2 separate regions of the Homo sapiens genome follow, and region 2 is linked to region 1. A link is an interaction called in ENCODE POLR2A ChIA-PET data of the cell type or tissue named here. Cell type or tissue: IMR-90. All regions are shown on one strand. Links, peaks and the distances in the headings refer to the core of each region. The heading gives the core; the rest is flanking DNA. Region 1 has its middle 18 kb from the start of ARL4A. Region 2 has its middle 570 kb from the start of ARL4A.

The links. ChIA-PET counts read pairs that join two places held together with the same protein. Peaks named below come from ENCODE experiments on the same cell type or tissue, not always from the same donor. Only the 100,000 strongest peaks of a DNase experiment are listed, where the experiment ranks them.
Region 2: POLR2A ChIA-PET joins it to region 1 with 5 read pairs; 3 of 35 experiments call an interaction of 5 or more read pairs at or near these places.

Annotation. Positions count from the first base shown.
Region 1 is chr7:12,668,640-12,671,568 of GRCh38, reverse strand. No RefSeq gene overlaps it. Among named protein-coding and RNA genes, the nearest start is that of ARL4A, 18 kb to the left of the region's middle. In IMR-90, for the core only: no CTCF peak of the experiment used is centred there; a DNase peak (open chromatin) is centred at 1,328; H3K27ac peaks cover 601 bases.
Region 2 is chr7:13,257,516-13,260,444 of GRCh38, reverse strand. No RefSeq gene overlaps it. Among named protein-coding and RNA genes, the nearest start is that of ARL4A, 570 kb to the right of the region's middle. In IMR-90, for the core only: no CTCF peak of the experiment used is centred there; no DNase peak of the experiment used is centred there.

The sequences.
Region 1 (2,929 bases), core at 284-2,783:
AGGTGCTACACACTTTTAAACAACCAGATCTTGTGAGAACTCACTCACCATCATGAGAAAGGCACGGAGGGGATGGTGCTACACTATTCATGAGAACTCCACCCCCGTGAATCAACCACCTCCCCCCCAGGCCCCACTTCCAACATTGAGGATTACAATTGCACATGTGATTTGGGTGGGGACGTAGAGCCAAACCATATCACATATGTCCACACAAAAGTTTGTATATGAAAGTTCATAGCACCATTATTCGTAATAGCCCAAAAGTGGAAACAATCCAAATGTTCATCAGCTGAGGAATGAATAAACAAAATGTAGTGTATCCATACAAAGTAATATTATTTGGCAATAAAAAGAAGTGAAATACTGATGCATGCTATAACATGGATGATGCTTGGAAACATTATGCTAAGTGAAAGGAAGTCACAAAGGATCAAATGTTGTATGATTCTATATCATATGTATGTATGACTCCATATAAATATTGTATGATTCCATATATACACATATATATGGACGTCTGGTATAGGCAAATCCATAGAGACAGAAAATCTATTAATGGTTGCCTAGGGCTGGGAAGGAGTAGAGTTAAGAAAAAATGGGAAGTGACTGCTAATGGGTGTGAACTTCCTTTTTAGTGTACTAAAAATATTCTAAGACTGATTTTGATGATACTTACACAATTCTGTGAATACACCAAAAATCACTGAACTGGGGGGAAGAAAAGCAAAAGCAATCTCTCAAAACTAAATGGCTTCTATCGGTAAACCATGTTTCTTTAAAAAGACTTGCACACTTGCCCATGTACAAGGAGTTTTAAATCTAGCACATGTCTACAGGTTAAAAAAATTTGCAATACTCTAGCTCTTTAGGATATATATGTAGGCTGTTATCCATGTCATGTTTAGGAGAACTGAATTTTGATTGAATTCATTACAGTTTTTTTACTTCAAAGGAAAAAGATCATCAGGCTTCAATAGATCTCACTAAGTTTTTGCATCAAAATATCCAGTTATCTGAAGAGTAAGATTTGCTGACTTGCAAACAATTAGTATATACTAACTGATTATCTCCTGTGTCATATGCAAGACTTCACAAAACAACAGAATGCCTTTGAGGGGTTCAATTTAGGTTAGGATTGTGTCCACTATGTTTTCACGTCACAAATAATTCCATTCCAAATAAAGTAGAAAAATTGCACTGCTACAACATCAAAGAAGAGAACTAAACAAAGATTAAGCAAAGGTATTTGGCAACCCATTGTGCCAGCACATGGAAACACAAGTCTCCACTTTGGCAGCTGTGTTTGTATACATTCCAGTCCAGGCTGAACATTAGGACTCCTTACCAAACTGAACACCATGTGACTGGTGAAGCTTCAGCATAAACACAGACAGTGTTATGTATATGGATTCACTTTGCAACCTGATATTTATGTCATGTAAATTAAATATGCATTTGTACAAAGATTGAATATATCAGTACATATGCACAATATTTAGAGACTGCCTTCTTGCCAGCACTGTACTAGACTGGAGAATTATAAACACATGACTATATCCTAGCTATTTATAAAAACATGCAAAATAAATACAATACGTTTTCAATCATTGTCATCATGTATCTCACCACATATTATTTTTCTTCATAATTTTAACCCTAAACACACTACAAATTATTTAATTAATACATAGGAACACTAAAATTTAAATTTGCTTTTTTTTCCTTTGTGCTTTTTCTATACATATGATTCTAAGTAAGTTAAAAGGGCCCAGACTTCTCTTTTTCCATCCTAATGATCTCTGATAACAAATCATTTCACATATAGAAGGGAGAAAATGTTGTTGGCCTTTTCTTAAATTTTTGATGTTTCCAAAATTATTTGCCAAAGCCACTTTGGGGACTCTTCTGAGGTTGTGGAACTTTCTGCTTTATCCACTAATGTCCTGGAACCATAGCCTTCATTGAGGTCAGAATTATAAGTGACTATATGGAAAGATCTTTTTTTTTTTTTTTTTTCTCAAGAAACCCTCAAATCCAACACTCTGGTCTGCGTGTATATGTCAGGGTTCCTAGCTGCCAACAAATGAAATCAATTCTGGTTAGTTAAGCAGAAAGTAATCTTAAAAAGATGTTAGGGAGCCCTCTGAATCTGCTCGGGGGCCAGAGAGCCAGGCTTAGAGACTGCACAGTCAAGAACAAAGTTCTAACTTAACCATTGATTAACTGCCAGCAAAGACAGACCTGCAGCCATTGTTGGGCAATGCCACCATAGACTGGTACTTCTCAGGATGTGCCCTGGACAAGACTGCCACAGCCTCAGCCACGGGCACCTCCATAAACTGGGCACATCCACCACTGTCCTCATCAAAGTAGATCCCACGGTGCCATTGTCCCTGGCTCCAAATTTAAGCCTGATATGCTTGCATTTGACAGGTGGTATTTAGGCCCCATGCTTGTGCGCCCCCAACCCTCACCACTAACTGCAAGGACAGATGGGAACACTGGCTTCTAGGTTCTCTGTAGGAGATGGGCTGTCAAAAAGTAGAGAAAATGTTGGCCAAAGAGTTGGATGACATAACAGTCTAAAATATTTGACGAAATATGTAAAATCCCACATTGCTTTTTAGGTTACTTAGCTTATTTGTGAGCAATATCTTTCCTTGCACTGAGAACATAACTTCTAAGATAGATGGAGAGGATGGGAGAAGGGGGTTTGAATTAACGATTCTTTCCCAACCATGTTATTCCCTGACTCAAAATTCTCCTATCTATTTATTTTCTTATGTGTAAATTTCAGCAACATAGAATTTCAACTCCTGGAGTATAAGATTTTATAATAAATTTTGTGGTAGAAAATTCGAAAAAGAGAAAATAGGGCAATTGAAAATCTGGCCAAAGAGGCAATGTGTCTCTGCCTTCTTTATGG
Region 2 (2,929 bases), core at 204-2,703, 590 kb before region 1:
GACAAGTTCCCTAGAAGCAGAGCCTGAGACAGATTCTTGTGCAAGGAATGTTTGACTGAGGGAGTGCTCTTAGGAGAAACCTGTAAGGAAGCAAATGAAGAACAACAGGGTAGGGGAAGCAACTAAATAAAATCTATTTCAACCTGATCTCACAGGGAATTGTGAAGGGAAAGTACCCATAAATTTGTTCCCTCAGTTAGGTCACTGACTATGTTCTATCCCCAAGGGATCTGCACAACTCCACAGGAGTCTCTGAGCCTCTAGTCAGCTGAGTGAATTCACCTACAAAAGTGAAGCTGTGAACCATGAGCAGACAAGGCTCACAGCAGCTACAGTACTCCCAAGACTTCACTAGCCTGGGAAAGGAAACTGGGCTGGGCACAAACAGTATCTACTGGCCATCACACTACACAGACATTACCAGATAACATGGACAAATTTAGTCATGAGTGAATGACAGCTCTACTGCTCTTCATTCTAATTTCCATTGTCTGCTTTCTAGTATCATCTTTGTGATACTTGGACTTTTATCTGCATTATAATATTAACTTATTTTACTTGCGTATAATTTAGTTGCTTATAATTTACTAAATTATAAGCAGGTAAAATAACAGTTAATATTATAATGCAGATAATAATAATATAATTTGCTTCTTTGAGAAGCAAAATAAACATTATTTTTTCAGGGCACAAGGTGACTATTAAGTATAGAGAAGCTTATGATAAATTTTTAAAATAATAATAAATGCAATTAACTAGGAGGATACAATTAGATGTCTCTATTTAACATTTAATTATAATAGATATACCCAATCAAGACAGCCAACGCTAACTAGCTGATGCAGTAGGCTCCTTGAAAGTGAAGAAGGGACAGGAAACCATCTACATTGTTTAATAAAGGAAACATCATGTTTAACACCACTGGTGAGGCTGATGATACCATCTGCTTTCTAACTCTTCCACTTTTGTCTTTCACTTGTTTCTTTTCAACCGTATCTACCACTTTTTCAGTTGAAATGGCATAGTATTGGCCGGGTGCAGTGGCTCACGCCTGTAATCCTAGCACTTTGGGAGGCTGAGGGAGGTGGATCACCTGAGGTCAGGAGTTCGAGACCAGCATGGCCAATATGGCAAAACCCCATCTCTACTAAAAATACAAAAATTAGCCAGGCATGGTGGCAGGTGCCAGTAATCCCAGCTATTTGGGAGGCTGAGGCAGGAGAGTCACTTGAACCCGGGAGGCGGAGGTTGCAGTGAGCCAAGATCACGCCACTTCACTCCAGCCTGGGCAAAACAGCAAGATTCTGTCTTAAAAAAAAAAAAAAGGCATAGTATTATATGAATATGGTAGAGAACACAATGATATACATTTATGTTTCTTCATGGGGCTGAAATACTCAACACATTTTTTTATTGGAAAAGTACATTGAGATATGTCTTTAGGGGCTGTGCTTCTCAAGACTCTTATTTCGAGATTTGACAATGAGTGCCTTAATATTGCACATGGACAGTCACTTATGGAGGAGATCAATACAAATGGTTCAGAAAATCTTGATACCACAGGAGAGAAGAAGGTAAAGATTCTCTATGGGTAATTTTAGAGTCTTGGTTGAGGGTGCCTAATACTCTTACCATTTATATATTTGTTTATGTTAAGTAATACTTTACGTTTGTGTATATGGGATTTTTAAGATGTATCCATCTTATTGTTAAGCAACACTTTGTTTAATATACAATTGAAATCTAGATAATTTTGGAAACATATATTAAAGTGGCAACTTTCACATACCATTTTGCTTGCTTGCTTGCTTTCCTGTCCCCTGCTAACAAATTATTATGCAATGTCTTATGCTTATTGAAGTTACAGGCATCGATATATTTCTGACAATTTGACACACTAACATGGAGAAAATGAGTTAAATGACATAGTGTCAGCTGTGAGTTTGTGATGAGATGCCTTCTCACATCTTCAAATAGTTTATACAAATTCTATATTTTCTACTAGCATGACTCTATAAAGATCTGATTGATATTCCTTATTTACAAACTGGCTGCATGTTTTCTTAAACTGATTAAAATACACAAGTATAATTTGAATATGGAGTTGACTTTGATTTCTTTTGCATTTATTTAATTGCCTTTGCAAAAAGGAAAATGTCAAATAAATGTGGGTGTAGAAAGAAAGGCACAGCCCCGCCCAAAATGTCCCCATACCAAAGCCAAGTTACTTGGTCCTATGGAAAATCAAATGAGGACACAGGCCTCCAGCACCTGTGTGGCTATTCACTAGTTGCCTACTTTACCTAAGGGAAGTTAAACACCTCCTTACATTTCAATTTAGTCATGTAACAATGAAAGTAATAATACCTTTACCTCAAATTGTTTTTGGCTTTAATGAGACAGGGATATAATAATGCTTGGTAAGGTAACTGTACGAATGTAAGGTAATGCTGTTATTTTATGAAGTGGGGAGACATGGATATATTAGGGGTTAATCAGGAGAGTGCCAGAGAAGAAGCCACGTGTTTCTCATAGGACTACATTCACCACTTCAGGCGCACTGAGTCACACACGCTTAGAAATAGGGTATTTTACTAACATTCCACAAAACCACACAGCCGGATTGAAGAAAAACTAATTGGAGAAGAGACTGTGGAATGTACTTGAAGGGATATGGATGCTGTTTTGTATTCAGGAGAGAACACTGTAAAGATCTTTTAAGCCTCCGAAGAATATTTGGGGATTATTTTCTTCTAGTACCTTAATTGTTTCCTTGAGAAGCAAAATAAACATTAATTTTTCTAGGACACAAGGTGACTATTAAGTATAGAGAAGCTTATGATAAATTTAAAAAAAATAATAAATGCAATTAACTAGGAGGATACAATTAGATATCTCTATTTAACATTTAATTATAATAGAAAATAAT